Regions from separate parts of the Mus musculus genome. Here regions 1 and 2 are each linked to region 3. Evidence: chromatin loops called from intact Hi-C (ENCODE). Cell type or tissue: heart. All regions are shown on one strand. Each heading gives the region's core, and the rest is flanking DNA. Links, peaks and the distances in the headings are about the cores only.

Evidence for each region. Peaks named below come from ENCODE experiments on the same cell type or tissue, not always from the same donor. Only the 100,000 strongest peaks of a DNase experiment are listed, where the experiment ranks them.
Region 1: it touches region 3 in a loop (2.9-fold over the local background); 10 of 42 quality-filtered maps call a loop at or near these places.
Region 2: a loop joins it to region 3, with 7 times the contacts of the local background. A loop is called at or near these places in 14 of 42 quality-filtered maps.

What each region holds. Positions count from the first base shown.
Region 1 is chr17:27,129,048-27,138,878 of GRCm38, reverse strand. Uqcc2 (ubiquinol-cytochrome c reductase complex assembly factor 2) reads left to right here and starts at 4,988. Exons shown (of 4, transcript NM_026063.2): 1 at 4,988-5,139. The coding sequence starts at 5,002. In heart, for the core only: a CTCF peak has its summit at 4,872; DNase peaks (open chromatin) are centred at 4,948 and 6,538; H3K4me3 peaks cover 1,431 bases; H3K27ac peaks cover 1,267 bases.
Region 2 is chr17:27,207,492-27,217,322 of GRCm38, reverse strand. Gm34736 (a long non-coding RNA gene) reads right to left here. Exons shown (of 4, transcript XR_385492.4): 2 at 5,096-8,143; 3 at 4,773-4,934; 4 at 3,513-3,859. Among named protein-coding and RNA genes, the nearest start is that of Gm34736, 7.5 kb to the right of the region's middle. In heart, for the core only: a CTCF peak has its summit at 4,329; DNase peaks (open chromatin) are centred at 4,462 and 5,429; H3K4me3 peaks cover 330 bases; H3K27ac peaks cover 772 bases; H3K27me3 peaks cover 2,874 bases.
Region 3 is chr17:27,516,455-27,526,285 of GRCm38, reverse strand. It overlaps the pseudogene Gm16005. Among named protein-coding and RNA genes, the nearest start is that of Grm4, 8.0 kb to the right of the region's middle. In heart, for the core only: a CTCF peak has its summit at 5,516 (motif pointing right); no DNase peak of the experiment used is centred there; H3K27me3 peaks cover 6,547 bases.

The DNA of each region.
Region 1 (9,831 bases), core at 1,047-9,046, 390 kb after region 3:
ACACCGGTGTTACAAAGCGATATTTTTACTTTCGCACGATTTAAATGTGCGATTCGATGACTAGATTACTGGGATCATTATAACTTGGAATCGCTCCCTTGCACGGCCCTCCTCCTTTGCTAATGCCCGGTTTCTATAAAGAGCGATTAGGGTTCCCCAAGTACCCATTCTGAAAGGCTGGGGAGGAGTGGCCCCAGTGGTGCTTTCCGCTGAGCCAGGAGGCTGCATTGGCTCTGAAATGAGTGACAGCCAGCAGGTGGGTGTTAAAATGGTCATCAACTCCCCATGAGGCTGGTGACACTGAGCTGCGCGCCAGGCAGTGCCCATTAATGTGCCCAGACTGGCGCTGGGTGATTGACAAGCTGCTGAGCTGGGAATCTGGTTCAAACCACCCACAGAGGGGAAGGGAAAGGGCCCTAGGTAAGACAAGGTTAAGAGGGTCTGGGGCCCTTTAATGTGATATATAAGAGCCAACTCCGTGCCTGTGCTGGCTAAAGCCCCTGACTTACACCCGCATGGCTGCAAAGATGGAGGGGCTCAAATCTGGACTCTGTCATTTCCCAGCTGGCAACCCTGGCCAATCTTAGCCTCTCTGCCTCAGTTTCTACCCCATAAATGGAGAAGGGCAATTGTGGCTCTTGATTAATAGCCCCCCCCCCTTTTAGTTTGTTTTGTTTTGTTTTGTTTTTTTGAGACAAGGTTTCTCGGTATAGCCTTGCTGTCCTGAAACTCTCTCTAGTGGCCAGGCTGGCCTCGAATTCACAGAGATCCTCTTGCTTCTGCCTTCCAAGTGCTGGGATTAAAGGCACGCGCTTAATTTACCACCCGGCTTACTTTACTTATTTTGAGCCAGGATGTTACTTACCTAGATGTGGCTGACTGGAAGTTACTATGTGAACCAGACTGGCCTTGAACTCACAGAGGTCAGCCTCCCTCTGCCTCCCAGATACTGGAATTAAAGGTATGAGTTTCCAGGCCTAGTTTATGCTCCTAAAGATGGAACTTAGGGCCTCAGACATGCTGATTAGCACTCTACTGACCTAGCTGCACTTCCAGCCCTATTTATTTATTTATTTATTTATTCATTCATTCATTCATTCATTCATTCATTGGCTCATGCTAATCTCAAACACTGTATAGCAATGATTTAGCCTTGAGCTTCTTCTTCCCAATATTTTATTTTTTTATTAATTGTACTTATTTATTTAATGTATGAGTGCTCTGCTGCATATACATCTCCCTGTTTGAAGAGGGCATCAGATCCCCCTATAGATGGTTGTGAGCCACCATGTGGTTGCTGGAAACTGAACTCAGGACCTCTGGAAGAGCAGTCAGTGCTCTTAACCACTGAGCCATCTCTCTGGCCCCCCAATTTTCATTTTAAAATGAGGAAACTAGATCTCAAGGGCTGGGGATGTTGCTCGGTTAGAAGAGGACCTGCCTGGTGTGATCCCCAGAATTATCTAAGCCAGGCACAGTGGTGTGTGTTGCAATCCTAGCACTGGGGAGGTAGAAGGAGAAGGGTCAGAACTTCAAGGTCATCCTGGGCTGCACAGTGATTTCCAGGCCCTCCTGGGCTGCATGAGACTGGGTCTCAGAACAAGAAATAAAGGTAAAAGCGTTAGCTGCCATGCCTAAGGAACTCAGTTTGATGTACAGAACCCATGTGGTGGGAGGAGAAATTGGACTCCTGCTAGCAGAGTTCTGACTCCTTGGCTGGTCCTCCCACAAGGCAAACAAAGGAAAAAAGAATCTCAGGGCAACTTAAAAAGCAAAGGGCATAAACACCCAAGGTTGTTTGCGCCGAGTCTCTGCTGCCCCTTTGCCTGGCAGCCTGCCTTAGCCACCCTCAGGTGGTTTCCTGGAGTGACATGGGACTGTGCCAACAACAGCCCCTCGGGGTCCGACCCAATTTCAGAGGTTAATCCGTTATCATCATGGCGGGGCAGATCTGGTAATGAGAGGAGAGCTGAGAGTTCCACATCTCCTCCAGCAAGGCCACACCCCTACTCCTTCTAATCCTTTCAAACAGTTTTACCCCCTGCTGACTAAACACCCTGATATCTGAACCTAGGAGGGGGGGGGGCCCTTCCTATTCAAACTACCACACCCATCTTGACTTTTCCTGAACTTACCACGCACTTTCAGCCTGTGCTTCTAACAAGCTAATATGAGGAGAGTGCCATGGCCAGCGCTGTTTTTATCATAGGTTAGCTTGGTGCTTGCCTGTCTCGTCATACTGTATGAAATGCACAGGGAAGGGGCCTTCAGCTGTCCCCTGTGGCCCATGACAGTGTGTACAGTCACAACCACAACTTCCATATTTATTGATACTGTTTTCTTTGTCTTTATTTTATTTTATTTTTGAGACAGGGTTTCTCCATGTAACCCTGGCTATCCTGAAACTCTCTTCGTAGACCAGGATGGCTTCAAACTCAGAGATCCACCTGCCTCTGCCTCTGGAGCACTGGGATGAAAGGTGTGTGCCACCACTTCCCAGCCTGTCACCATTTAAAAATCCTTGATAACTTAAAAAAAAAAAAAAAAAGTCTTACATTTAGCTCAGCATGGTAGTATGTGCCTTAAACCCCAGCATTCAGGAGGCAGAGGTAGCCAGATCTCTGTGAGTTCAAGGATAGCCTGGTCTACTTTAGTAATCTGCAGTGTGTACCCTGGCAGCTGCACAGCCTTGTATTGCCGTACTTGAGAGGCAGAGGCAGAAGCAGAAGGTTCTCAAGTTTGAGGCCAGCCTGAGCTACATAACCAAAACATGGGGACAGGAAAGGAGATGGAATTGGGCATGGTGGCCCATGCCTTTAATAGCCAGCACTTGGGAGACAAGAACAGGCAGATCTCTGTGAGTTCCAAGCCAGCTGGGTTTACATAGCAAGTCCCAGGACCTCCAGGGCTATACAGAGAGACCCTGTCTCAACCTCCTCCCTTACCACCACCACCAAACCAAACCACATTTAATTCCCTGGCATTCACATGGCCGCTCACAACCACCTATAACTCTCTAAGGGATCTGATGCACCAGGCACACACGTTATACCAGCAGCCAAAACACCTAGACTGATAAATAAGAACAGATTAATAAAGTCAAAATGAAATGGAAGAAAAGAAAGGATGGTTCTCTATACTGCCTAGCCACACATCCCGTGCTAGTGTGTGATCTCTGATGTTCTCCTGGCAAAATTACCAGAGAGCTCTCTTCTCATTTTCCCCACCCCACGGTGGGGAAAGAAGCAGAGCTTGGCTGTGTCAGGCAGCACTGTGGAATACAGAGAAAGAAATATTACCCAGCTGTAGAGGGAAATGGGGGAGGAAGATCAGGGGTGGCTCAGTAGCAATAGGAGGCAGGTCTTGGGCGGAGGTGGGAAGGAGGCGGAGGGAGGGGTTTAATCTGAGCAGATCAGTGGGTGGTTTAAACAGGGAACACTCTCCACAGTTCCCGAGGTAAGGAAAGGGAACCTTGGCTGGAGTGCCATGCCAAGGTGAGGCGCTTGGTAGGCATGCCCCTAGAAAATTTCCCTGATCACCCCATTATGTTCCAAGCCCCAACACAGCCTCACCTTAGCTGTGTTAGCCATGAAGCTGGGTGGCTTTCCTGAGGTTCATTTACTCCCTACTTCCAGGCATTGAGGGCCCCGGGTGGGCTGGAAGCCACAAGGGCCCACCCAGGTATGGCTTTAAAGAGCACTCGCCTGGCCACAGCCAACTTGGGAGTCAGGGGTGGCGAGACCCCTTGCCCTGTCTTGGGCTGTAGGGGGAGTAACTTGATGGCAGCAAATGGTTCTCCCTTCCACCTGAGGTACAAGTGTGGTAAGAGGTTGAGAAAGGTGCCAGGGTGCCAGGGAAAGTTCGTGCCCACTGCCTCCTTCTGTGGTCTCCCTTCCTCTACCGGCTACACTGCAAGGGCTGGCCAGACAGACAGTCCCGTGAGCTGCCCCACCCCCACCCCAGGAATTGCTCCCTAGGTTGTGAATGTTGAGAGACATTAGGGTCTGACAGACCTAGTTTGGAATGTGGCTTTGTTCATTCATTCATTCATTGAGCACTAATTTACAGAGTGAGTTCCAGGACACCTGGGGCTGCACAGAGAAACCTTCTTTCTCAAAAGAAAAATCACACACACACACACACACACACACACACACATATGATACCCATGTGATATATATATTATGTTAAATTTTGCCATAATAAAAACACTCATTCTTAGAGCTAGAGAAATTAGTTATTAAGAGCATTTATTGCTCTTACAGAGAATCAGGTTCGGTCCCCAGAACTGACACATGTACATGGTGCAGGTAAACACTCATACATATTAGAATAAAGAAAACACACTATAAAAAAATTGTTTTAAAGATTTCCAGGCTGCAACAATGTTTTTGGTTCTTCATAAGAAACCGCTCCATGTGGTGAGCAATGTGACCGGGAGGCTGGAGATGTAGCTAAAGAACTCTATCAGAGGTCCATGTGGTAGAGATAAGTACAGGGTGATGAGTGTGAGTGGGGCAGCTGTGTGTGTGTGTGTGTGTGTGTGTGTGTGTGTGTGTGTGTGTGTGTGTGTGTGTACACGACGGACGGTGTGTGTGTGTGTGTGTGTGTATGTGTACACGACGGACGTTAAGATCAAACACATATCCATCCAATAACAACCTGTATTTACATGCAAATGTTTCGTTTATGCAAAACAGCAGAGGTCTCGGGGGAAGCTTTTTCAGTCTCGAGCTTGTGAAGTCATTGAAAACGAAGAGCAAAGCTTTCCCCAGGGTACACCGCGTTAGCTTTGCCCCTGGGAGCTGGGCGAGTACCAGAACCAAGAAGCTGAAGAGCTCAGACCTCGCTCTCAAAGGTGAGCAGCGCCGCTGCCTGGAGGGGTGTGGGCCGTTGGTAGAACTGCGCATGTCCACGGGGAAGGCCAGTGCGCCTTAGTGCGCACGCGCCCTCTGCGGTCTTGACTACTCCCCCCCAGGGGCGGGGCAAGCGGGGCCCAAGATGGCCGCTCTCCGCTACCGGCGTTTCCTTAAGCTCTGTGAGGAATGGCCAGTGGACGAGACCAAACGGGGCCGGGACTTGGGCGCTTACCTGCGGCAGCGGGTAGCGCAGGCCTTCCGGGAGGGAGAGAACACCCAGGTGACCGGAGGGGAGGAGGGTGGGCACGTCGAAGCGATGGGCGGCAAGGGTGGGGGATCTGCGCATGCGTCGGCCGCTGCCAGGCTGCACGTGCGCGAGGTACCCATCTTGCAGTTAGCTGCGGAGTGCGACGCCTTCTGCGCAGTTTCCTTCCTTGTCTGCACAGTGTAGTAGTCAGTGAAGCGGCCCTGAGGTCCAGATGCCACTAAAGAGTCAAATTGTAAGGCGGGGTTGTTTCTTCCTTACCATCGTTAATGTGTCTGCGAGCCCAGCCTATCCCCAGACACCTCCAGCTAAGCCTCACTGCCTTCCGTCACTGTGAAACTGAGTCTCCCACACAGGTCCCTTGTGTGAGTAGTAGACCTTCTCGCCCCACTCAGGTTTAGGTTACCTTACCAAGCACGGCCATGTGCATGCATAGAACTAGGTTAGTTTCCAGGGAAATCGCAGTGAATTAGATGAGGTCTTTCTCCTTTTGCCTTTGGATTCTTATTCAGGACACGAGGAACAAATAGACTCATAAGACAGTTCCAATGAGTACTCTGATCGTGGTAAATGTAACATTAGTCGGGTTCCTGAGGCTTGCCTGAGGAAGTTACACATAGGTCGGTCTCGAGGCAGGGAGACAGTGAACACTGACTGCACTTCGGGAAGGGTGGCCAGGCACTTCAGAGGAAACCAAACTGACATATTACAGAAAAGAAAGCAAGCCTACGGGTAGTGAGTGGCATGTCTACAGCTAAGATTTGAAGCTGAAGGAAGGCAGGAGCCAGGCACAATACAGATTTTTTTTTTTTTTTTTTTACCAACAGATATGTCTCTGTACCCTGTTAATGCAGTGCCCACTGGGGCCAGAGGAGGGCATTGGATCCCCTGGAACTGAAGTTAGAAGTGGTTGTGAGCCACCATGTGGGTACTAGGAATCAAACCTAGGTTCTTTTTAACTGCCCAGCCACCTGCACTAGGGGTCAGATCTTACCAGGAAGCAAGGGAGAAGCCACCGGGGACATTTAGTCAGGGGACTGACGTGCCCTGATTTTCAAAGGTTCCTCTGGTGCTCTGGCATTGGGGAACAAGGAGCTGCAGAGAGCCTGCCGTGGTAGCACCGGAAGAGAGAGATGCCGGTGGTGGTTTGGATAATGGTAGTGGCACAGGAGACAGAAGTAACAGAAAGCAGACCATAATGTGCGGGTCACATCAGCAGCGCGGGTGTCCTGGATGTGGGGTGAAGGAGAGGAACCAAGGACAGCTCCCAGATTTCCCCTTTTCTTTTTTTGGCTTGAGCAGCTGGTTGCTGAAACGGGAAAGACTTAGATGGAGCAGGTGGGGTGTGGGAAGTGCATCGCACATTTGACGTTGGAGGCTTTAAACTCCCAAGTGGAATGTCAAGTAGGCAGGAGGTTATTTGAGCACAGGGCTTAGGTAAGAGGTCAGAGGTGAGGAGTGTGATGCCCAGCACAGGTAGGTGGCCAGATGGATGACCCGTGAGATGGACCACGACCTGCCAAAGCAGGAACCAGCTAAACCAGCCTGCCTCAGGAGTGAGACGCTCCATCAGTGGCCACCTCATGCCTGCACTGCTGATTGTCACATGGATGGCAGGTCAGGCCCAGGGTCCCCACGTTGCGCTGGAGGTCTTCACTGACCCATACCTTACGGATCACAAGGCAAACCCTGTGGGCTTTCTAGGGCTGTGCTCCCTAATTTCCAGTATGAGCTTCCTGCGAACAGAGATGAAGCCCCCACTCTGACTCTCACACCCTGTCTAATGTGGTTCTTGGTACACAAGAGCGTCTCCAGATGTAGAGGAAGTTTCTGGGGCAGTGGTGAGGTGAGAGGGCAGACTGTGCCCTGTGTGGACACCCGCTCCTCACTCACAGTCCTTGGTCCGAAGCGTCTGTGTATGTGCAGTCCCAGGCCCTGCTGACAGAGGCAGGCAGTCCTCGGGCTGGAGTAGCTTAGAGTTGGGCAGCCAGGGGCTAGATGCCAGAGGCGGAGAGACTGGTGCTCACCAATTTGATTGTTAGGGTAAGACAGCCAGCGGGGAGGGGAGAGCTTTTTCTTTGAGAGTTGTCATCCTTTGTCACCACCTAGGGACGCAGTTTCTGATCAGTCGAGGCCCACACAGACTTGAGTCATAGCTGCACCAGAGGTTCTGCAGCGGCTGATGGATGTGTTCGGGGTGGAGTGAGCCAGGGCGTCATGGTGGCAGCGGGCACATTACTCAGGACCTCTGTCGTAGCTCATCCTGATGTCACCTGAAATTGAGCCTGCTTGGGCTTAGTAAATCTTGGTGATAATTTTTGGAAGGAGTAGTCCTTGGCTGGGATGGAGAACAGAGTGAGTCACTCCCTCCACCACCCCCGCATCACTTAGGAAAGACCTTGAGAAGGGAAGGTAGCTCTGAGAGACGCTTCATTAAACCCACAGTCTCGGGATGAGACCAGGGGGTGGCTGATGGCTGTGACCCCCACCTTTCTGCCACTTGTCCAGAAAGTGGAACTGGAGGGGGTGGAGGCTGCTGTGCTGAGCGGCCTTGCTGAGACCTGCATCCTCCTGGCCTCTTGGCTTCCTGTGGCCCAACATCCACCGTACAGTATCCATGTACAAGAGTGTAGAACACTTGGCCCATCTCATCTGATTTTAGCCTTTGGGCCCCCAGGTGAAGAAGCTATCACTGTCCTGATTTTTACAGATATTGAAATTAAATCAGAAAAGTAAAACCTTTGGCTCGGGTTCCTTGACAGTAAGAGACAGTAGACAGCCCAGCCTCTGTGCTGAGGTCTCAGCAGGTGCCCTGTCATCCGGTTCTCTTGAGAGACCTCCTGTTAAGTTTCTTCTGTAAGCATCAAGTCCTCCCTCCCTTGATTCAGACCTTTAGGATCACAGCAGTTGGGGCAAGGAATTAAATACTTGAGGCCCACTTCCTTTTCTGTGCCAGCCACCACCTCCCCAGTGCGACCAGAAGCTAGGTGGCCCTCAGTGGGACACCAGTGCAGAAAGGCCAGGCTTGCTGGGAGGCCAGTTAATAATTCAGACTACAGACCAGAGCACAGAACCCTCTGCCTCCATGTGAGCCAGAGGTTGGCCTCTGGGGCAACTCTCGGCCCACCCTAACCCCAGCAGGAGGGGGTAGCAGTGGGGAGCCGGAACACAGGGAACACCCCTACCACCTCGTGCTTCTTGTTGCCTTTTGAAGTTCATGGCCGTGGGTCTGCTCTATTCTGAATACAGCTTTCTTAAGGGTTCTCACTCCCTGCTGCACCTCCAGCTTCAGTGTGGGGGCAGGGCAAACAGCTGTGCTTATTGACTTAACTGCAGGCAAAGAGCAGATCCCACTAATGAGTTGTCAGGTGCGGGCTGGCTGGCTGAAAGCTCTGCTCTGCCAGCCCAGTCAGCTCCCACCATGGCCCGGTTTGGAAATACTACTGCCTTGGGTGAAGGCTGCCTGTCCAGCCGTGCAGGCGGTGGCCGGTGTGTCTTACAGAGGGTTAGGTGATGGTCCAAGGAGGTTTCTAGCAAGGAACAGTGCCGGCATCTCATAAGGGATCCGAGGTGTGAGTGTAGTCGTCCAGGTGAGGCCTGGGCTCAGCACCTCAGTGGGGCTGCCTGGCAAGTGGCAGCCACAGAGAAGGCATCTCATTGTGACTCAGACTTTGGGGACATGGTCTAAGGACAGCATGTACTCTCTGTATGCTGCAGGCACTACAAAACTGGGGGTGAGGAGAACGGTGTCTAGGATGGGCTGAGTGCCATTGTCGTTCTTACCCTCGCTTTGGAGTGTGTGTGTATAAAAGTGTAGTGCAGCTTGCTCCTCTCAGGCAAATGGCTGCATCCAGTAGTAGTCCCCACTTCGTCAACTCCAGGCCTTCAGTGCCTGCCAACCTTGGTGTCCAGGCCTCCCAGCCTGCCTCAGTACCCTGCTCTGCCCTGTCGGTGTGATTCTCCACCCTCACACCCACACCTGTCCTGTTGAGCTCTGCAATGTTGCCATGCCCTGACTGCCACTCAGCTCCACACAGCTCGAAGCCAGGTTGGTTTTCAGTGTGCTCGTTTCTTGTCCCATCCTTGACTGCTGGCTGCTCCTTTATGTCCCTCACAGTCTGGTTCTCTAGCAGTGCACCTTCCATAGTAGGGGCTGAAGAAATAGACACCTAGTTTCATTGACAGGAAAGCACTCCAGGTCAGCATGGTTCCTGTCGGAAGTTCGTTACGGAGTCCTGGAACCCTGAGCCTCCTGGACCGGATCCAGCCCCGCCTTCATTAGCAGAGCAGTCTGCAGCGCCTCCCCAGTGTGCTCAGGCTTCCCTCGTGCCGCCGGAATAGGGTCCCCAGTACAAATTGCTGTCACCACCAAAAATTCAATTTTGAGAATCGAAATCAGCGCCTGTGGCACCGATGTAGATTTGTATGTATAAAAGTTTAATATGGTAAAGAGAAATTTACTGACGGCTGAGCAGAGAAACACGGAGGGAATGAGATGGAGCTGTGAAGGGCGCTCGTCTCCGAGCCTCCATTTCATTCACGTGTGGGGAACCGCGTTGAATTTTTCATAACGCCCATGTGCAGCTCTTTGTCCCAAAATGTCTTTAATCTCATTAGGTGCAAATGCAAGTCCAGGTAATGTGAAGCTTTGCATGTAGGAATCTTTGCTAAAACCCATAGATTTCATGAGAAATGCTGGTGTCCCAG
Region 2 (9,831 bases), core at 806-8,805, 310 kb after region 3:
CACCCACACTCGCCCATGCCCACACATGTACGAATGCAATCCCCGAGGAATGCTGAGCTCTGTGAAGCCAGGCATCTTTGGTAAGCCCCTAGCTGCAGTTCCAGGAACAAGAGCTCCTAGACAGCCTCCATCCTTCCGTAACCTTCACCAGTATCACTCAGAGCTGTGGGCAGCTCACCCCTCACACTCCTTCAGAGGGAGATGTATATCCCAGGCTTCTCTGTGGTACCAAGGACGGCCCTGAGCCTATGCCTGTAGATCTGTCCAAGGAGCAGGCTGTCCCACGCAAGAGGATGAAAAACTAACATTTTTAAACAAAAGAAAAGTCTCAAGCGGGCTCATCCCAGCACTGAGGCAGTAGAGGTGGGGAGCTCAGGAGGTCAAGGTCAGCCTTGACTACATATCGAGTTTGACACTAAACCACATGAGATCCTGTCTCCAGAATCCCCCTGTGCCGATGCCACAGGAGATCTCTACCTCTAAGTGACCCTGGGACTAAGCATTGGGGTTCAGGGGTAGAAATCCTGGGCTGCCATGAAAGGTGGGGCCTGGATCCTTGGGGGATTAGAGGACTAGAATGCTGAGAGTCATAGCCAGGGTGAGCTATACAACCTTCCTTCCCTAGAGACTCCAAACAAAATCAGGGCCAATGGCAACTCCAGGGGGTGTGGCTATGGAGAAGCAGGACCACCATCCTGGCTCACACTTCAAGGGGAGTCTGGAGGCTGAGCAGGCATTTGGGTTCCTTGAATCCACAGAGAATGAAATGGGGGTCTCCTGCCTCATCCAGCCAGAGTTTGAGTCGCTGTCCAGAGGCCGGGCAGCTTGCTCTATCCAAGCCTGTCCCTGAATGTACCCCTCCCTATATGGGACAGGCCACGCTGAATCCAGATGACACTTTGGGACATGCTGTCTGTGCACCTTCTCCTGAGTCTGCCTAAAGCTCACCAGATGGCTCTAGGGTCTGCAGGGCAGGGCACAGGACCGTCCCAAGCATCACCAGAGATGACAACGGGCTTATCTGACTGGAGGGCTGGCATGTTGCAGGCTGGGCGGGGCTAGAGTCAAGCAGTATGACTCATAGGTGCACCAGCTCCCCTAGGCACCCTTGAAATGGGTTGCATTACCGTGGGCACCCCCCCAAACGGGCTACGTTATTGTGCACACACACCCCAAATGGGCTGTATTAATGTGCTCAGTGGTTTTCCTCGTAATTGCAGGAAGCCGAGATTTTTATGAAGAAACTGCCTATTCCTTCACCCATAACTCATCTCCCTGCCTCGACTCTAATCAATCACCTCCCAGGGACTGGGAGTTCTGGGCCACCCCATGGCGCCCTCTCAGGCTAGGCTTTCTACTACCTTCTTTATAGGCTCTCTGCTAAGAAAGACGCATCTGCACACTTAAATATGCATGAAGGACAGTCATTACTCTCTCGGTTTAAGTTAATTAACAGTAACTGTCTGGGTGCTATTTTTTCTTAAGCACCAAGAACCGATGCATGGTGGACAGCCCCCAGCCTGACTTCAAGCCCTGAGAGGCTTTGAGGGACCTGAGAGGCGTCATGCAGGAGACACTGGAAATAAAGGCTCTTTCAGAGTTAGTGCGTTTGGAGTCTTGGGAGTTTGGCCCAGGTGGTCAGAGACAGGTGAGTGTGGTTGTGGTGGCTGAAGAAGGCAGGGTTATCCGTGTGATTTACTGCTGTGGGAAAGAGAATGGTGCCAGGTCCAGAGCCAGTGAGGCTCCTGCAGGAGACCAAGGAGGCGGGACTTATGGGCTTCTGGGAACTTATTACCAAAGAAGAAACCAGACACGATGAGGGCCGTGGAAAGAGACAGCGTGGTGTGGTGAAAGTTTTGGAATTTTGATTTCTTTTAAAGACACAGAAATATTATGAGAATGTTTTACCCCTGGGTGTGGGGCTGCTTCAGACTGTCTGCAGCAGCTGACTATGATTTGCCTCATGCTCTAGCAGAGGTGTGGTTTTGCCAGCTGCAGATAGTTTCTGTGATTGTGTGACATTTGGAATTCTGGGAAGTTTTCAGAGAGGAGGGGTTGGTGATTGGTAGCCACTGAGGGAAGTTGGTTCGGGTTGTTAGGAGCCATGATCAAAGAAGGAAAAAGAGGAAAGAATTATATTCAGGGGTCTCTCTCTTTCTTTCTTTCTTTCTCCCCCTCCTCTCCCCTCTCTCCTCTCCTCCTTTCTCTCCTATCTCGGCATAGGAGGTGAAACCAGAGGGGTAAAGGGTGGGGAAATAAAGAACCCACGAAGTAGCAAAGGCTACAGTGCAGGATGTGTTTCTCCAGCCGGGCAAGGACAGCCAGAGGTGGATGTTACAGTAAACAGGGCATGACAGCATGAGCTGTCACAGGACGGAAAGACGGACCCAGCAATGAGGCAAAGTGAGGCAGGCATCTGAGAATGGCAGACAGTGACCAGAGCACTGTGTGCAGGGGAGGTTGAGAGTATCTCTCAGAGAACCCAGATGGAGAGCTGGAGACCCCTGGTGGGGCTGCCACTGAGGAGGCAGGAGATAGTATCCCCAGGAGGGAGATAGTCGAGATAACGAACAAACAAATGCTCTCTCCATCTGTCCTCAGCAGGAACAGAGTAGGGCCCGCAGAACCAGGCCTGGTCCCTTGGCACTGGGTCAGGATAGACCGGCTGCATGGTTTGGACTTTATTAAATACAAGACCCAAATGTCAGTCGTGCAAAGGTCCTGGGGCAGAGAAGAGCCTGGTGCATTCACAGATAATGAGAAAAAGGCCAGAGCTGAGAAAGGAGGGTGAGAGTGGGGTCAGTATAGACCGGCTGTATGGTTTGGACTTGGGGTTCACTCTGCTGAGGCAGGAGCCTTGGGGGATTTGATCAACGGAGGAACATGGTCTGATTTTCATTTTAAAGGGAGCTGCCCAACTGTTGTATTTGAGCATGGGCCACGGGGGTGTGGGACTGGAAGACGACAAAGATGGTAGAGAGGGGAAAGTGGAAGTTGGGGGTCAGGACCCAGAGTGGCTTGAGATGGAACCCCACAGGATTTCCTATCTGATGCAGAAACTGAGGAAAGAGATCACAGAAATGGAGGGGCAGAGGGGGTGGCACCTCAGGATTGTAGCTATAGCTGGAGTAGCCAGTGGGACTCCAGCTGAGGCAGGGCCTCTGTTTTAGGATTACTACTGCCAAAGATGAAACACCGTAACCAAGCAACGTAGGGTGGGAAGGGTTTATTTGGCTTACACTGCCACATTGCTGTTCATCATCAAAGTCAAGGCAGGAACCTGGAGGCAGGAGGCCACGGAGGGGCACTGCTTACTGCTCCTCATGGCTTGCTCAGCCTGCTTTCTTACAGAACCCAGGACCACCAGCCTAGGGATGGCGCCACCCACAGTGGGTGGGCCCTCCCCCATCAATCACTAATTAGGAAAATGCCCTACAGGCTTGCCTGCAGCCTGATTTTATGGAGACATATTTTTTTTAATTGAGGTTCTCTTCTCTCTGACAACTCTTATGTCAAGTTGACATAAAATTAGCCAGTACAGCCTCTGAACTGCAAGGTGCCATTGGCACCCAGTTAAAGAAGCCACCCAATCAGGAAAAGAGTCTTAGGAGAGGGGGGAGGCAACAGTAAGAATGTGGCTATCAGTGGAAGAAATGGATGGGGTTTGAAATCAGGTCTAGGAGAATCCCCATCGGGCCTCAGCTGTACAGTCCCACAAAGAGCCTGGGTGTGACATCAAGGAGAAGGCGGCTTGCTGAAATCACACTGGAGTCACAGTAGACAGAGGCCAGCTTCTGGGTGCCACTGCTTACTCAAGCCTGTGGGTGACATCTCAGCATGGGGCCTTCCTCCTGGGACTCTGGAAGAGGGCACTGAGAGTGAGTTCTACCCTTAGTGCCAAGGTGCACAGGGGACAGGAGGACAAGGGCACATCCTTCCCAGGATACTCAGAGACACATCACATCTCCCCAGGGGCCCATGCATGGTTGGAGGTCCTGCAGGCAGGGGTGAAGCCAGCCTTCACTTACACTGGAGCCTCCCCTCCCCCCACTTCCTCAAAGTGCAAACACTAAGTTCTCCCCTTCCTGGGATCACTTGGGACAAACCTGGTACTGGGGGAGCTTCCAGTGTTGGCAGAATCCTGTTCAGGTGGGGTAGCACTCACTCCCCATATCCCCTTCAGCCCCAGCCCCCCCCCCCCCCCCAGCAGGACTCTGGCACTGTGCAAAGTGGAGAAGGCTCCAGAATTCCTGGGGAATGGGGCAGAGCAGAGTGACTCACTATGGTAGGTCCCTCCTGCCACCTGTAGGGCGCCTGGGGGGTAGCAACCCTGCGCCTCATTCACAGGCTAACGACTTATTTCATAGCTGACTGCTCCGGCGCAAATGAGATTTCGAATGACCGCCAGGCAGCTGGAAAAGTACTAGGCCGCCCCAGAAGGGCTGCCGAGGGGGGGGTCATATCGCTGGAGCCCTTTGGTAAGCACCAGAGGGTGGTATCTCCGTGGCTTAAGCCAGGCAGACCTCCATCCACCCTGCCACTAAAATTCTAGGAGGCACCCAGTAGGGGCCGAGTTTTGTTTCTCTTTGCCCTTGAGAGTGAGATGTCTCTTCCCAGTGCAGAGGAGGCTGCTCTGCTGTACACTGGTGGCCCCAGCTCCCAGCCTGGGTCCTTTCCAGGTGCCCTTCTGACCTGCCAGAGCTGCCCCCCTCCCACATACTGTCAATCTTCCCAGATACCAGAGTCGGAGGGAGGAAAGTGCAAACACTAACCGTTTCTCCTGCTTTCTGATTGATTTCTTTTTCTTCCCTATTCAATTTTGCACATTGAAATCTTGCATCCTTTCGGCCTTGCCTGGTTCAAGGTCTGCTCCTGTTAGTTTTGCAAAGCTGGATCTTGTCTGACAAACCACTACTAATTATTTCTCCTGGTCCCTGGGAGGAGAGGAGAGAGGGGAGGAGGTGCTGGAGATGGAGCAGCACTGAGGTTAAATGACTCGCCCCAGGCTACAGAGAGCAGCGGGTGCTGCCAGAGCCTCCCACCTCTCTGCCCTCCTCCCTGGACCTGGGGTCCCAGTGAGAAGACTGGTTCCTACTCAGGCACTTGCTCCTGAAAGCCCTGTGATGGCCCTGCAGAGAGCAGGCGGGGACCTGCTCGATCCGGCAAGGCTCAGGAGCCTGTGTGCACTCCGTAGTGTGAAACAAAGTCCCTCCCTCTCAGCAAATAAAGCTTCCACTCCCATGAGATGCCTCTTTTATTTAATGGCCTAATTTCCAAAGGGCAAATGGGCTGTGGGAAAGTTCAGGGCAGGGGGAGTTAACCCTCAGTCAGAACTGTGCGCACGTTAGCAAGATGATCTCGCAGATGGGAAGCTGTGCTGTCACCCCACTCCTGGCACTGGAGGGAAACTGAGGCCCAGAGGGGTGGCAGTTTTGCCCATACATGACACAGTTATCAACACAAAGACCAAGGCTGTCATCCAGGTCCCCTGAATCCTGGTCTGCTTTCTGTCTGGGATCACGGGACCTCCTCACTCACCTGTGCTGGGTAACTTTCAAGGGACCCTTTACCATCCCTGAAGCTCTGAATGTTAATCCTGATGGAGCGCTGGCCCAGCGGCCCAGCAAAGAGCAGATGGCTGTCGTCTGAAGTGGAAACTAAGCGTTCTTTGGAAAGTCAGTTGTGTGTGATGGTGTTTTGCTGGGGCAAACACACAAAGGACTTTTTCATTAAAGTGGACACAGGTGTGGAAGGCTAAGGCAGACTCTTGAAGGAACGTTTCCCTGAAGCAGACACAGGAGATAGGATGCTCTGCTAAAGCTGGCACGTGAAAGGACACACATGTATTGGTCTGTCTTACATTGATTGCATAGTTGAGCTGCATTTGTCAGGACTCCATAGAGAAAAATCTTCTGGTGACGTGCTGCGATTTGTTGCTGCTTCCTCGGACACAGGGTGATTGAACGCAGGTGCTGAGGGGAGGCATGTGGAGAGCACGTGATGTTTGGATGGTATAAATAGGACTCCATGGAGTGACGGAGACAGAGCTTGGCTTGCTGGTACAGCTAGTTGTGCAATGCTTGTGGGTCTTGAGTCTTCGCTGATCTTCACTTCCCTGAGAGAAGCACAGCTGAGAACTGCTGCTGTTCCTGCTGACTGGAGCCGAGGCTGAGGCCTGGCTGTCTCTGCTGGGTCGTGTCACCGCTGTTGCTAAATGGACTGCTGGTGTATCCGTGAAGTATGAAATTTGTGAGTGGGCTGAGCTGCCGCTGCCTGCTGACCTATGAACTGAACTGACAATTTCCAGACAACACAGACAGGAGATGCTCCAAAAATCCTTTCTAAACAGGTCCACTTCCCCTGTATCCTTTCTTTCCCACTACCTCTGGTGGATGGCGGGCTACAAGGGAAGTTAAAGTGTTTAAGAACCACCATTAAAAACAAGGTTTGAAAAAATTACAGTTGTGTCACCTGGTGGCAAAAATCACATGGCCAGCCCACTTATGTCTGCTTCTTCTACAAACTGAATGGAAATTTTCATTCTAACGTTATACTAACAAAAGTTCATTTATTTATAAACTGGAGCTGTAGGGGCAGTTCTGATTCTAAGGTCCTGTTCCCCAATTGGTCCTTGATCTGTCAGTAAAGAAAGCCACAGGAAAGTTGCTGGGCAGATGGGATAGGCGGGACTTCCAGGTCCCTGGAGGCAAGCAGAGAGATGCAAAGAGGGAGAGACAGAGTTTCCAGGGCCATATGAGATCTCAAAACTGAGTGGCCACACAGGCCACACCTACAGGCGGTGGTCAGGGGCATCTAGCAGGAGCTAGATGGGACTTGTCACTAAAGTTTAGGGCAGGTGGGAGGTGCAGAGCCAAGAGTGATTTTAAGGCCACGTTTTCCAGGCGAAAGATAGTACCACCCAGCCATTGTGCCAAGAAGGCAAATTGAAAACAAACAACTGTGTGTTTCTGTGTCTTTTATCCCTGGATTCAAGGGAAGTTGGGCGGGGGCTGGTAGCATGGCCCAATCCCGGAGCTTAGGTGGGGTAGCAAAAAGCTCTCACCAACATAGGTTACTAGCAGTTAGCCACTGTGCCAGCCTCCATTGCTACCTCCCTTTCTGCTGGCAGAGAGAGTTTTGGAGAGTGGTTACCAGTACAAGAACCCCCTACCCTACCTCCCTTGCTAGGGACATTGAGTTCCCTGGGTGCTTCTGTGGGAACAGACCCTGCCCTGCCAGATGACTCCACACATCCCCAAAATACACACCACATGCCTCAGAGCAGTCGTGAGTGTCTGGGGACCGATGTCAAGATTTGACCTGTAGGTGAGGAAGTCTGCATCCAGACTCAACCTCCCCCATACCAGCTCCCTCTCTGATCACCATTATCTGCCACATTCTTCCAAACACTGAAGAACAGGAGGCTCTGGTGTTCTTCTATGCAAGAAACCTCATTTCCTACAGTTTCCCTCTCCCTCTGCCCTATGGTGAGACCACTTCCCTGTCCCCAGAAGGAAACTTCCATCCCCTGGGTGTTAGGAGGGGGACTGGTATCCTGTAGTGTTGTCCTAAGCTCCTGGGATCTGGAGAGCAGGCTGGCTCTGGGACCAGGACCACAATTCTCTGGGTGGCTTTGCCACATGAAGTCTTTTTAGAACTCTTATTTGTATTTTTTAAGCTGGGAATTGGTGGAGTACGGTCCCAGGGGATGCGGTGCTGTTGTCTCTGCAGAAGAGCAGGGGTTGGTTCAGAACAAGCAGGCGGCCAGTGCCTGCTGTCCCCATGCTACAGCCATCCCTTGGGAGTTCTTGGTAATCAGCCCCACTGGGGACTCAAGAGGCCACCAACACCTGTCTGCACCTTGCCCCATGTGTGTGAGGCCTGTCAGCTCTGGTTTCCCTGCCTCTCCTGGTACTCTTTTGTTGTTCACAGTCTGACTCAATAAGTGGGTTTTTGTTTGTTTGTTTGTTTTGTCTTGTTTTGTGAACAAGCTCTCCCAGTGTCTTGGCTGTGGACTTGACTGCCTGCTGTATGCTCATGGACCCTGGGAGTAATGAAAATTGGGGGAAGGGCGGGAAGGATCCAAGCTGAACGGAGATGAAGTGATCACGTTTTCAGAGAACAAGAAAAGTGAGACTCAGTCCTGGTTTTAAAAAAAAGAAAAAGAAAAAAGAAAATGAAGGCCTTTAGTGTTGAGACTGGAGAGATGGCTCATCAGTTAAAAACCTGCATTGCCCTCAAAGGACCCCAAGTTTGGTTCCCAACACCCACAATGGGCAGTTCATAACTACCTGTCACTCCAGCTCTAGGAGTATCTGAGCTGTCCTCTTCTGGCCTCTGTTAGCAACTACACACACACACTCTTAAAAAATCAGGGGCTGAGCAGTGGTGGCATACGCCTTTAATCCCAGCACTAGGGAGGCAAAGGCAGGCGGATTTCTAAGTTCAAGGCCAGCCTAGTCTACAGAGTGAGTTCCAGGACAGCCAGATGTCTTAGTCAGGGTTTCTATTCCTGCACAAACATCATGACCAAGATGCAGGTTGGGAAGGAATGGGTTTATTCAGCTTACACTTCGACATTGCTGTTCATCACTTAAGGAAGTCAGGACTGGAACTCAAGTAGGTCAGGAAGCAGGAGCTGATGCAGAGGCCATGGAAGGATGTTACTTACTGGCTTGCTTCCCCTGGCTTGCTCAGCTTGCTTTCTTATAGAACCCAAGACTACCAGCCCAGGGACGGCACCATCCACAAGGGGCCCTTCCCCACTTGATCACTAATTGAGAAAAGCCTTACAGTTGGATCGTCATGGAGGCATTTCCCTAACTGAAGCTCCTTTCTCTGTGATAACTCCAGCCTGTGTCAAGTTGACACAAAACCAGCCAGCAGACCAGGGCTCTTACACAGTGAAACCCTGTCTTGAAGAATAAAGCAAAACAAAACAAAACAAAATCTCTAGCAGGCAGGCAGAGGAGACGGCTCAGTCAGCACCCTGTGTTGCTACAGAAGAAGACGAGCAGCTCAGGCCCCAGCCCCACACACAAGCTGGGCACAGCCGTGTTCACCTGTCATCCTGTGCTGGGGAGATGGAGGCAGGAGGCTCCCTGGAGCTCAGTGGGTAGCCGGATGAGTCAGACTGGTAAGCTCCGGGTTCAGCAAGGAGAGCTATTGGGGAAGACATCTAACGTTGCCGCTGTCTTCTGCACTCATACATGCACAAACTCCACAATGTGTGAACAGGGAACCAACCAGGGGAAAGAACCAAAGAGCCCAGAGCACCCAGGGCCCTGACCTTCGGGCCTTCCTTCCCTTATAGAGATTTATAAAGCAGGATGATTTAAGGTGGCTGAGAGGAGATTAGCCCCTGGTAGGCAGGCTTGTTCTTGACACAGGACCCAGATAATAGCTGGGTGACCTGAGCCTGGCCCCACAAGATGGAGATGATGCACTGCTTTCTCCCTAACCACACTGGTGGGATTCCGTAATTACTGAGGTGCACAGATTAACCATAAGACTGAATAGTTAAAAGCAGAGCGTAATTGCCTGGTATCCGTCCTCTGTAATTTAGTATAATCTAATCATGGACAAAGCCCCAAAGAAAGCAATCTGAAAGCACGCGCTTTCCTCATGCGCAATGTGTTAGCACACTGGTGATACAGTCTGTGCCTCAGAAGAAGGCTCAGCCTCAGACACCTATGTGTGGTCCAGAGGGGGAGCTGTGCAAGGCAAGGGGCACAGCAGCCTGTAGAGCCTGTTCCGGCATTTCCCTCTCACTCCATTTACCTCCTCCCTTGACCCGCAGGCTGGGAGAGAGCTGGTGGGCGGCCCCTCTTG
Region 3 (9,831 bases), core at 986-8,985:
ATGTGGTTGCTGGGATTTGAACTCGGGACCTTTGGAAGAGCAGTCAGTGCTCTTAACGGCTGAGCCATCTCTCCAGCCCTCAAGAGTGCATTCTGTAGCTGGCACAGGGCTATATACCTTTAAACCCAGCGCTTGCAAGAGGCAGGCAGATCTCTGAGTTTGGGGTCACCCTGCTCTAGTGAGAAGCTGTTTCAAAAAGAGAGTGGTTAGAGTGGAAACTTAAGGGTTGTATGGAAGGTAAGTTGTGTTAGATAGTGTTTGCTGGGGCAAACATGTGAAGAAACATTTAGCTGAAGCAGACACAGGAGAGAGGATGTTCTGCTAAAGCAAGCACACGAAGGGACACGTGATGAAGGATTCTTCACTAACAACACACGTGTATTGGTCCGCCTTACACTGTGTAGTTGAGCTGCGTTTGTGGGGACGCCATAGAAACTCACCAGAAATCTTCTGGTGGCGTGCTGCAGTTTCTTGCTACTTCCTTGGACTTGGGCTGATTGGCAGAGTGATGTCAGCTGAGACAGACACACGTGCTGAGGCAAGACCCGTGGAGGACACGTGATGTTTGGAGGGTGTATAAAAAGGACTCGATGGAGTGCCAGAGGCTGAACTTGGGCTTGCCCGCAGAGCTAGCCATGCAAGGCTTGTTGGTCTCGAGTCTTTGCTGATCTTGCCTTTGCTGAGAGAGTCAAAGCTGAGGCCTTCTCCTGGTGTCCCTCCTGGCCCCTCCTGCTGACTTGTGTTGATACAGCTGAGGCCTGGCTGTCTCTGCTAGGTTGTTGCTATCCTGACACTACTGAACTGGACTGCTGGTCTATCTGTGAAGTGTTTGCGAGTGGATCGAGCTGCTGCTACTAACCTGTGAACTGAACTGCAGATTTCTAGACAACACAGACAGGAGTTGATGCAAAGAACCTTTCTAAATAGGTCCACTTCCCCTGTATCCTTTCTTTCCCACTACCTCTGGTGGGTGGTGGACTAGAAGGGGGGTTAAAGCATTTAAGAGCCATCATTAAGGGCTGGTGAGATGGCTCAGTGGGTAAGAGCACCCGACTGCTCTTCCGAAGGTCCAGAGTTCAAATCCCAGCAACCACATGGTGGCTCACAACCATCCGTAACAAGATCTGACTCCCTCTTCTGGTGTGTCTGAAGACAGCTACAGTGTACTTACATATAATAAATAAATAAATCTTAAAAAAAAAAAAAAAAAAAAAAGAGCCATCATTAAAAATAAGGTTTAGGCCGGGCATGGTGGCGCACGCCTTTAATCCCAGCACTCTGGAGGCAGAGGCAGGCAGATTTCTGAGTTCGAGGTCAGCCTGGTCTACAGAATGAGTTCCAGGACAGCCAGAGCTATACAGAGAAACCCTGTCTCGAAAAATCAAAAAAAAAAAAAAAAGGTTTAGAAAAATGAAAGTTCCAGGTGGAGTTGCTGGTTAAGTGCACTGGGCACTCACTCTTGCAGAGAACCCGGGTTTGATACCCAGCTCCTATATGATGGCTCACAACAGCCTGTTAACTCCAGTTCCAGGGAATCTAACACTGTCTTCTGGCCTTCAAGGGCACCTGGCCTGCATTTGATACACAGACAGACATGCACGCAAAACACCCACACACATTCAAACAAAGAAATTCAAGAGGGCTAAGGAGGTGGCTTAATGGCCGTGTGCCCTTGATACGCAGACTCAGGCTTGGCCCTAGCAGCACACACAGAGTGCTGTCTTCTGCTTGAAGCCCGCCATTCCTTGTCTGGTTGCTAGGACAAAAAACATCCAGGACTGCAGAGACTCTCAGCTGCCAAAAGCCGGGCTCACTCACAACTGAGACAGAAGATTCAGGCAAAGGCAGCTTCAGGGAAGGAGAGTGTGCTTGGCTCACAGTTGAAGGGGGTCATTCCACCAGGGCAGGACAGTGGCTCCGGGGCTTCCCAAGGGATGCCGCCTCCTAATCTAACCTAGTGTAGACGTTCCCCTTCCCCTCCTTCCCCCTCCCTTCGTGAACTCCAAGGACACTATTATGGGGTCGGTAGTTTCTCTCCACGCTCTGGTCGCCTGACAAATGGTCTTGCTGGCTTGTCTTATCTTGTCTTTTCTTTTCTTTTCCTCTTTCTCTCTCTTTCTCTCTCTCTTTCTTTTTTTTTTTTTTTTCGAGACAGGGTTTCTCTGTGTAGCCCTGGGTGTCCTGGAACTCACTCTGTAGACCAGGCTGGCCTTGAACTCAGAAATCTGCCTGCCTCTGCCTCCCAAGTGCTGGGATTAAAGGCATGTGCCACCACTGCCTGGCCTCGCTGGCTTTTCTGATTTGGTTCCTTTTGTTTTCAGATGGACAGGCCTGGACCTAGCTCTGTGGCTTAGGGTGATGCTATCTTCTGAGCCTCCTAGGACTGCAGGTGTGGACGACCACACTGCTGCTGGGGACTGACCTCGATGCTTCCTGCATGTACAACTGAGCTGCGGCCCTAGACCCTTTTGGGGTGTGTGTGTGTGTGTGTGTGTGCTGAGACAGGGTCTCACTGTGTAACCCTGGCTGTCCTGGAACTCTGTGTGTGTGTGTGTGTGTGTGTGTGTGTGTGTGTGTGTGCACTGAGACAGGGTCTCACTGTGTAGCCTTGGCTGTCCTGGAACTCACTCTGTAGACCAGGCTGGCCTTGAACTCACAGATACCCCTGCCTCTGCCTCCCAAGTGCTGGGATTAAAGACATGAGCCATTCTTGTCTTCATGTTTCTGTAGGCCCTTGGTTTCCACAGCTCGCTGTCTCCCCTCCACACATCCTCTCAGCTCCCCCATCACCCTCCCACCCCTCAGCCCCTGTCTAATTCAGACATGGTCAGACTCTTTTGGTCCCTGGAGGTCTCTGCTCAATCCACAGCCATCAGCCCCTCTGCATGCCCTGCCTGGCTCCCGGCCCTGCTGTCACTCCTCTGCAGGGAGTCCCCACCTGGCCCTGGGCTTCACTGGGCACAGGCCTTCATCCTCAGGCGTTGTCCCTCCACTTGGCTGGGGACGGAAGCTGCACGTTCCAGGTCTCCGGCTGTGAGGGCAGGGCAGGGGTGATGACCTTTGTGTTCCCTGAAGCTCTGTGTGAGGTCACAGTCACCGGGATCCTTGTGGTGAACTGATAGACACCTCAGCCGGCAATGACCATCAGGTGCCAATTCACTTCTTATGATTGTGTCTTATTTTTGCTTAATATTGGCCTGAGCCAGCCGGTTGCTGTGACCTCAGGTTTCCTATTTTCTGCATAAGGGCTGCATGGAGAGGCCCATGTGGGTCCTAGGGAGATGGCAAGCCCTGTGCTTCTCTCTCTACCCCCCCTCTCCTCCTCCTCTTCCTTCTCTTCCTCTTCTCTTCTTCTTTCTTCCTCCTCCTTCTTCCTTCCTTCTTCCTTCCTTCTTTCCTCTTTCATGAACCATCTTTTTTTTTTTTGACTGATTGGAATCCTCAAGATGAACTGGATGCTGCGACAGCTGCCCTCTTGGGTTTAGGTGTTGTTCCTTCACAGAATCCATGTCTGCGGTAGACAATCTTTAGGTGCCTCATCTGACCAGTCCCGGTAGTGTTTCGTCTCTTAGCCTTGGCACTCCAGCTATACTTTCTCTTGTGCTCAGTAGGGAGCCACACTTGCCACAGGTCAACTTCTGAAGGTGGTAGGCCTTGGAGCTACAGTGGTGGCACAGCGTGTGTGTCTTATTGCGACGCTTTCCAAAGGATGACATTCATCATCTTGCTTCCACTGGCGAGGCCAAAAAGCCATCCTGATGGCCCAGTCTAGTGAACATTTTTGGGTAGAGCTTGAAGGCCCATTCATCTAAGCCAAGATAAGCCATTTGGTTAAAGGACACCCCACACCCCCATCTCAACCCCTTCTCTCTGCCCAAGATGGCAGAGTCCCACATAAAGCCCTCTGTCCCTTGTCTGAGGGTAGACCATGGAACACCCCAGCCCCTCTGCCCACCATCTCCACTCCTATCTCTGTTATTTGTACATCTCTGTAAGTTCAAGACCAGGTGGACCCAAATAGTGAGATGGTGTCTTCACAAAGTAACCTACCAATTAAAATAAAACAAACCATGCCACAGTTAAAACAAAGAGGGGTAAGGAAGAGCCAGGTGGTGGTGGTGGCACACACCTTTAATCCCAGCACTTGGGAGACAGAGGCAGGTGGATCTCTGAGTTCGAGGCCAGCCTGGTCTACAGAGTGAGTTCCAGGACAGCCAGGGCTGCACAGAGAAACCCTGTCTTGAAACGGTCCACCCCCCCCCCCCCAGTAAGGAGAGACTATTAGGGAAGACATATTGAACCTCTGGCTCTAGAGATACACACATGGGTACACACAGAGGCACAAATGTCACACCTCTCTTGGGAATATCAGCCTGGCCTTGCTAGGGCTGACAATGCTCAGGAGGCTGAGTTCTTTGTCGCCTCCCCTGTCACCCCACACATCTCTGGGGTTGCTGAGGAGGGGGCTACCTCAGGACAGCCTTCCTTCCCTGCACTGAGAGTGCAGCTGTGTGCACTGAGTCCCTGCTCTATTTTGGAGAGTTCGAGGCTGGGGACCTTGTGCAAGTCTGCTGTCTATTGCTGTGATAAAGATGTAGCCCAAAGGCAACTTGGAGAACACAGGGCGCACTTGGCTTACGGGGCCCTGATCACAGCCCATCAGTGATGTAAACCTAGTCAGGAGTCAACACAGACACACGGAGAGTCACTGCTCGCTGTCCACACCAGGACAGTAACTGCCATGGCTGCCCTTTCTTTTCAGACATGTCTCCCTGGGTAGCCATGGCTGCCTTCTGAATGCTGGGATCGAACCTGTTTGCTTCCATGCCTGGGTCTAGCTTACCTTCTTACACTTGTCTCAGGATGAAACTGTGGTCCTCCACATCAATTAATCAAGAGAACCCCCACCCCCACCCCCAGCCTTTCCTACAGGCCAAACTGATGGTGGTTTTTCTCAATAGAGTTTGCTTGTTTTCAAATGACTGTAACTTGGGTTAAGTTTACAAAAGAGAAATCACGGGCGTTTTGCATAGATTTGGGTTTGGCTGGTTTGAGGTGCAGCCTCAAACTTAGTCGGAGTCCTTGTGGTTCGAGCGTGCAGCAAGGGTGAGAGAAGGAGGGAACTGGGATTGGGAAAGGCTGACGGTTACAACTTTCTACCCATCCTTGCTGGCTTCCACACCTCGGCATCGCAGCCCACTCAAGAAACCGGGGACCCGCACGGGTCTCTTTCAAAGGGCATATGTGGATTAGAAAAGCCTTGTCGTCATTGCAGGTGAGTGGCTGCGCACGAATCTGAGGGCGGCGGCCCAGCTGGAAAATGGTCCTGAAATAGGGGCCCTGCCACCCCCGCTGCCTCCTCCCGGAATCTGTTCAGGTGAAAACAACTCTCTGCATCCCGGCGTCTCCCCCTCCTCCCGCTCCTGCCAACTCACACCTGAGCCTGGGTCCCGCTCAGATCCGCGGACGCACCAGCGGCCGGCCAGCGCGTGCAGTGAGGCCGCTCGGCCACGAGGCGGCGCTGCAGGCCCGCGATGGGAGCGTACCCAGGTTCTGCTCGCCGCCGGCACCTGAGAGCCCATCTCTATTTGAAGGTGGTGGCCCGAGGCCAAAGGGAATTTCATCCTGTGGACGATCCTTAGAACAATTCACTCATGCTGCTACTGGTGCAGGGGAGGGTCGGGGCCCTGCAGGACCCCCCACCCCACCCTAGGCCTCTCATGTTCTTTGCTGCTTTTGGTCCATTTCCACACTTTCTGAAGCCTAAACTTGGTAAGAGATAGCCCACTGATCATGTGCCCAGATAACATTAGTTACACATTACAAGGTATAGAAATGGAGGAGACACATAATTCCTCCATCTTTGGGAGGAGAACCACGGACATGAGTACCCTAAAATTCTCCACTTGGGCTTATAAGGTTGAGGGGGAGTTGGGGGTAGAGAAGGGATCTGGACAGAGGGTGAGAGGGGGCCATTGGGTGCTGCCTCCAGATCTGCCCAACCTGACCCATGGAGTGTTGCCTCTCTGTAGAGGAGATGCTGTAGATAGGGGTGGCCTGACTGCACTGTGACTGTGGCTTTGGTGTGGGCCGTGGAGCTTTGAACCTTGGGGCATGTTAGCTCCAGGGGACTACACCCTCTTGTGATCCTGGATTGGTGCTGTGTTGAGATAGGGTTTCCTCGTGTAGCCCAGGCTGGCCTCAAATTAGATGCTCCTGAGCCCACAGATGTGTGCTAAGTAGAACACCTTGGCTGACTACCCCAGCCTCCTTGGTCTGTGTTCTCCGGGCCGTGGTGTGGCTCGTTTCTCGGCAGCCTGCACCTGGGCAGTGTGGAGGGAGAGTTGCCTTGGAATGGCGTCTTTGACATCAGGTGGGGATCCTGCCTTGGGGTCTCTGAGACTGAGCACTGGGCTAAGCTGACTTGGTTTCTCCAGGGTCCTGGGATCTGCGTGCCACACTGGCCTAGTAACTTTGGCTTGGCTTCTAAGTGTCCTCTGATCCCCCGTGTGGGTTGTTACAGGAGTGGCTGACTCACGTGGTCTTGGTGGCCCACCTGAAAGCTTACAAACTTTTTCTTCCCGCACCCAGTGACACAACCCCACCCTGGGTGGGGACAGCTCTTCTCCTCCTCTGCCGTTCCCACCTTCGCCTGCCTGTCCCTCTCTTTTTCCATTGTGGGGGCCCCACGTCCCACTCCAGCTGGTTGAAAGTCTATTAATATTTCAGTTTGATGAATTAAAGATTCTTCCCTACCCTCCTTCTGATGTCCCAGGAGGGAATTAAGAGCGCATCCGATCCAATCAAACGCCATTAGAATGCAGCCCACGAGGGTAGGAGCCTGCGGTGTAAGCTTTTCTTCCCCAGCCTGCTTTGTCCTCTTTGGGGGTCTGCGCAGGGGTGAGGTGGCTGAGAGGCAAAGGCAGGAGGGGCGGAGTCAGAGGTCACCAGGGACTGGGGGTGTGTCCTTGCAGCTGTGACCTCTGCCCCTGGCCAAGGCACGAGATCCTGTTCCCCTCCCTGCAACCTCCATGGGCTTTTTTTCTGGGTCAGCCCAGCTTTCATGGTGCTGTGTGCTCCGTCTGAAGATAACCTCAGAGAAGCCCTTGGATCGATGGCCTCCTCTGGCGGCTGGCAGTGAACTGTCCGGTGGCGTTTCCAGATTTCTGTCCATCCTGGTCCCCTACAGTTAGATACAGTTCCATGGCCGCTGTCCAGCATTTTCCTAAATAGGCCAGGGCTGCAGTGGGGGGGGGGTGGCTGACAGAGGGGCACCCCACTCACCTATCAGCTGGGCTGTGTGGCACCAGCCCCAATCGTGGGGGTGCCTTACTCCTGGTCCTTCCTTTTTTTCCCATCCAGGCTAGAGTTGAGTGGCAGACCATATTATGATTCAGTTGATGGCCAGGCTGGGACAGCACCAGATAGGACAGCAGGCCTAAGAGTGTTGGCAGGGCAGAGGCAGAATGTCCTGAGATGTGGACAACAGATGAGGTTCAGCAGGAAGACAGGATGGAGGAGACTTGGGGGGAGGGGTTTTGCAGGGGGGAAGCTTGACATTGCTCCAGGTCTCCCCTCTCCTCCCCTGTCCCCCTGTAGGCCTGTGCATCAGTCCAAGTAGCCGGCTGGATGGTGTCCTCTCTTGTGCCTGTCACCTGGCAGCTCTTCTTGGAGCTCAGGGGCCCTGCCACTCAGCCGAAGGAGCTGCGGAATGGCTGGCCACCAGGCTGAGGGCGGGAGGAGATTTTAAATGTTAATTGTATTTTGACATCTGGGCTTGTGACATCCATCCTAATGACATTTGGCTCGCGGCTGACAGCCCCTGGACGTGTGGGGAGAGCGGGAGAGATGATAAGTAGTTTTAAATTGCAGAGTGGCAAAGAAGCCGAGAAATCCTGAGTCTTAAGAAAAAAAAAAAAAGAGAGACAGGGAAAGGGGAGGAGAGAGTGGAAAGGAGCAGGGTAGGAGGCAGCCTTTCTTGTCAGGGAAGTCAGCCTCTCACTGGTCTCTGAGCGCCAGCTGTATGCTCTGTGCATTCACTGTGCAGACAGGCGGCAGTCAGAGGCCTTTGGAGGATTCAGGTGTGTCCTGCTGTGTTACACCCCTCACATCTGGATCTTTTGGTTTTTAAACCCGTGCATCCTTCAAGGCCCTTGTCCCAAAGCTTCCCACCCTGGAGGCCTGCCTATCTGAGAAATTCCCATTCCCAGCCATTCAAAGGTTCGAGGCAGCGGGTGCTCCATGAACTAGCCTTCGCGGTCCTTGGGTGCACGAGACCACTTTCTGCTCTCTAGCTCAGGGGCAGGAGAGATCTCTGTCTTCTCTGGGTTTTCATGCCATGGCTCGACGCTGGAGCAGACATTTTCCCAGCCTCCCCTGCTTCTCCTTCTTCACTGCTGGGAAATTGAGGCTGACCAAGGAAATCGCTTTCAGACCAGGAAACCCTGGAGCAACAGTTGGGAAGCAATGTGGGCCTGGAAGCGCCCTTGCTCTCTTCTGCCTCTCTGTCTGATGTTCCTCCTGCCCTGGCCCCTGTGTGCAGTCTTCATGTTAGTGGCAAGGGGCAGAGAGACCCCTGTCCCCCTGATCTCTTGTCCTGTATCCTCTTCCTATGATGCAGGGTGCTAAGGGGTGCCTGGGACACTGCGGAATGTCTTCCATTTGGAGTCCTCCTGTGGCAGGTGCTGTGGTTCTGGGAGGTGTAGCTTAGCCCAGCCATGCTGGATACCTGTCCTTACCTTCTGCTGTTTGCCTGTAAAGACAGATGGACGGTGTGGATCTAGAGAGATAGCTAAGCCTTGTCCCTTCCTGTCCCTAAGACCGAGTGAGAAAATTTGCCAGTGTCTGTGCCCTTGAGACTTGGTTTCTGTCTTCTGCACGAAAGGGCTGTGTGATTCTAGGAGCAGGTGGCACTGATTTCCTGCAGTCCCTACCCTGATCTTGCAACCCCAAGTCAAGGTGACCTCTGACCCCTGGGTGCCTGCATGGTGACTTGGCTCTCTGCATTCTGCCAGGGTGCAGCTGTATTTAAATAGACATTTCTACCTGATTGGCTGGTCTAGGGGGGGGACAGGATGGAAACCCTCAGGGTCAGAGGGTAAGGCATGGCTGCGACCTCGGCCATTTGTCAGAGAGTCCGTAAGTCCTCCCAGGACCATGCTCACCGTGACTTACTGTAATGGACCCCAACTGCAGGGCTTTCAAAGACAATGGTTCTCTCCTATTAGATTTCTCTGAATGCAGGAGTCACAGGACGGCTTTGCGACTCCAGCTAAGCGGCTGGCACAGTGGACAAACTCTTTTTTTTCTTTTGGGGGAGGTCAGGATACAGGCATGAAGAGGGAGTTGAGGACAGGGAGTTGGGGACAGGCCAGCAGGAATGCTCAGTGGACAAAGGTGCTTGAGACTACAGTCTGACCAGGACCCACACCATGATGGAAAGAGAACTGACTTCCACACACAGATTATTTAAAGATAGTAAAAGAATCATTTTTAGGTATATAGGTGTCATGTCCATATGTATGTCTGTGTACCATGTATGTGCTTGGGTACCCAGGAGGCCAGAAGAGGGTGTCAGATCTCCTGCGACTCAAGTTACAGACAGTGTGTGGCATCATGTGGGTGCTGGGAATTGAACCTAGGTCTCTGGAAGAGCAGGTGGCAGTGGGTGGTGGCACACACCTTTAATCCCAGCATTTGGGAGGCAGAGGCAGGTGGATCTCTGAGGTTGAGGTCAGCCTGGTCTACACAGTGAGTTCCAGGACAGCCAGGGCTGCACAGAGCAACCCTGCCTTGAAAAACCAAACCAAACCAAACCAAACCAAACCAAAC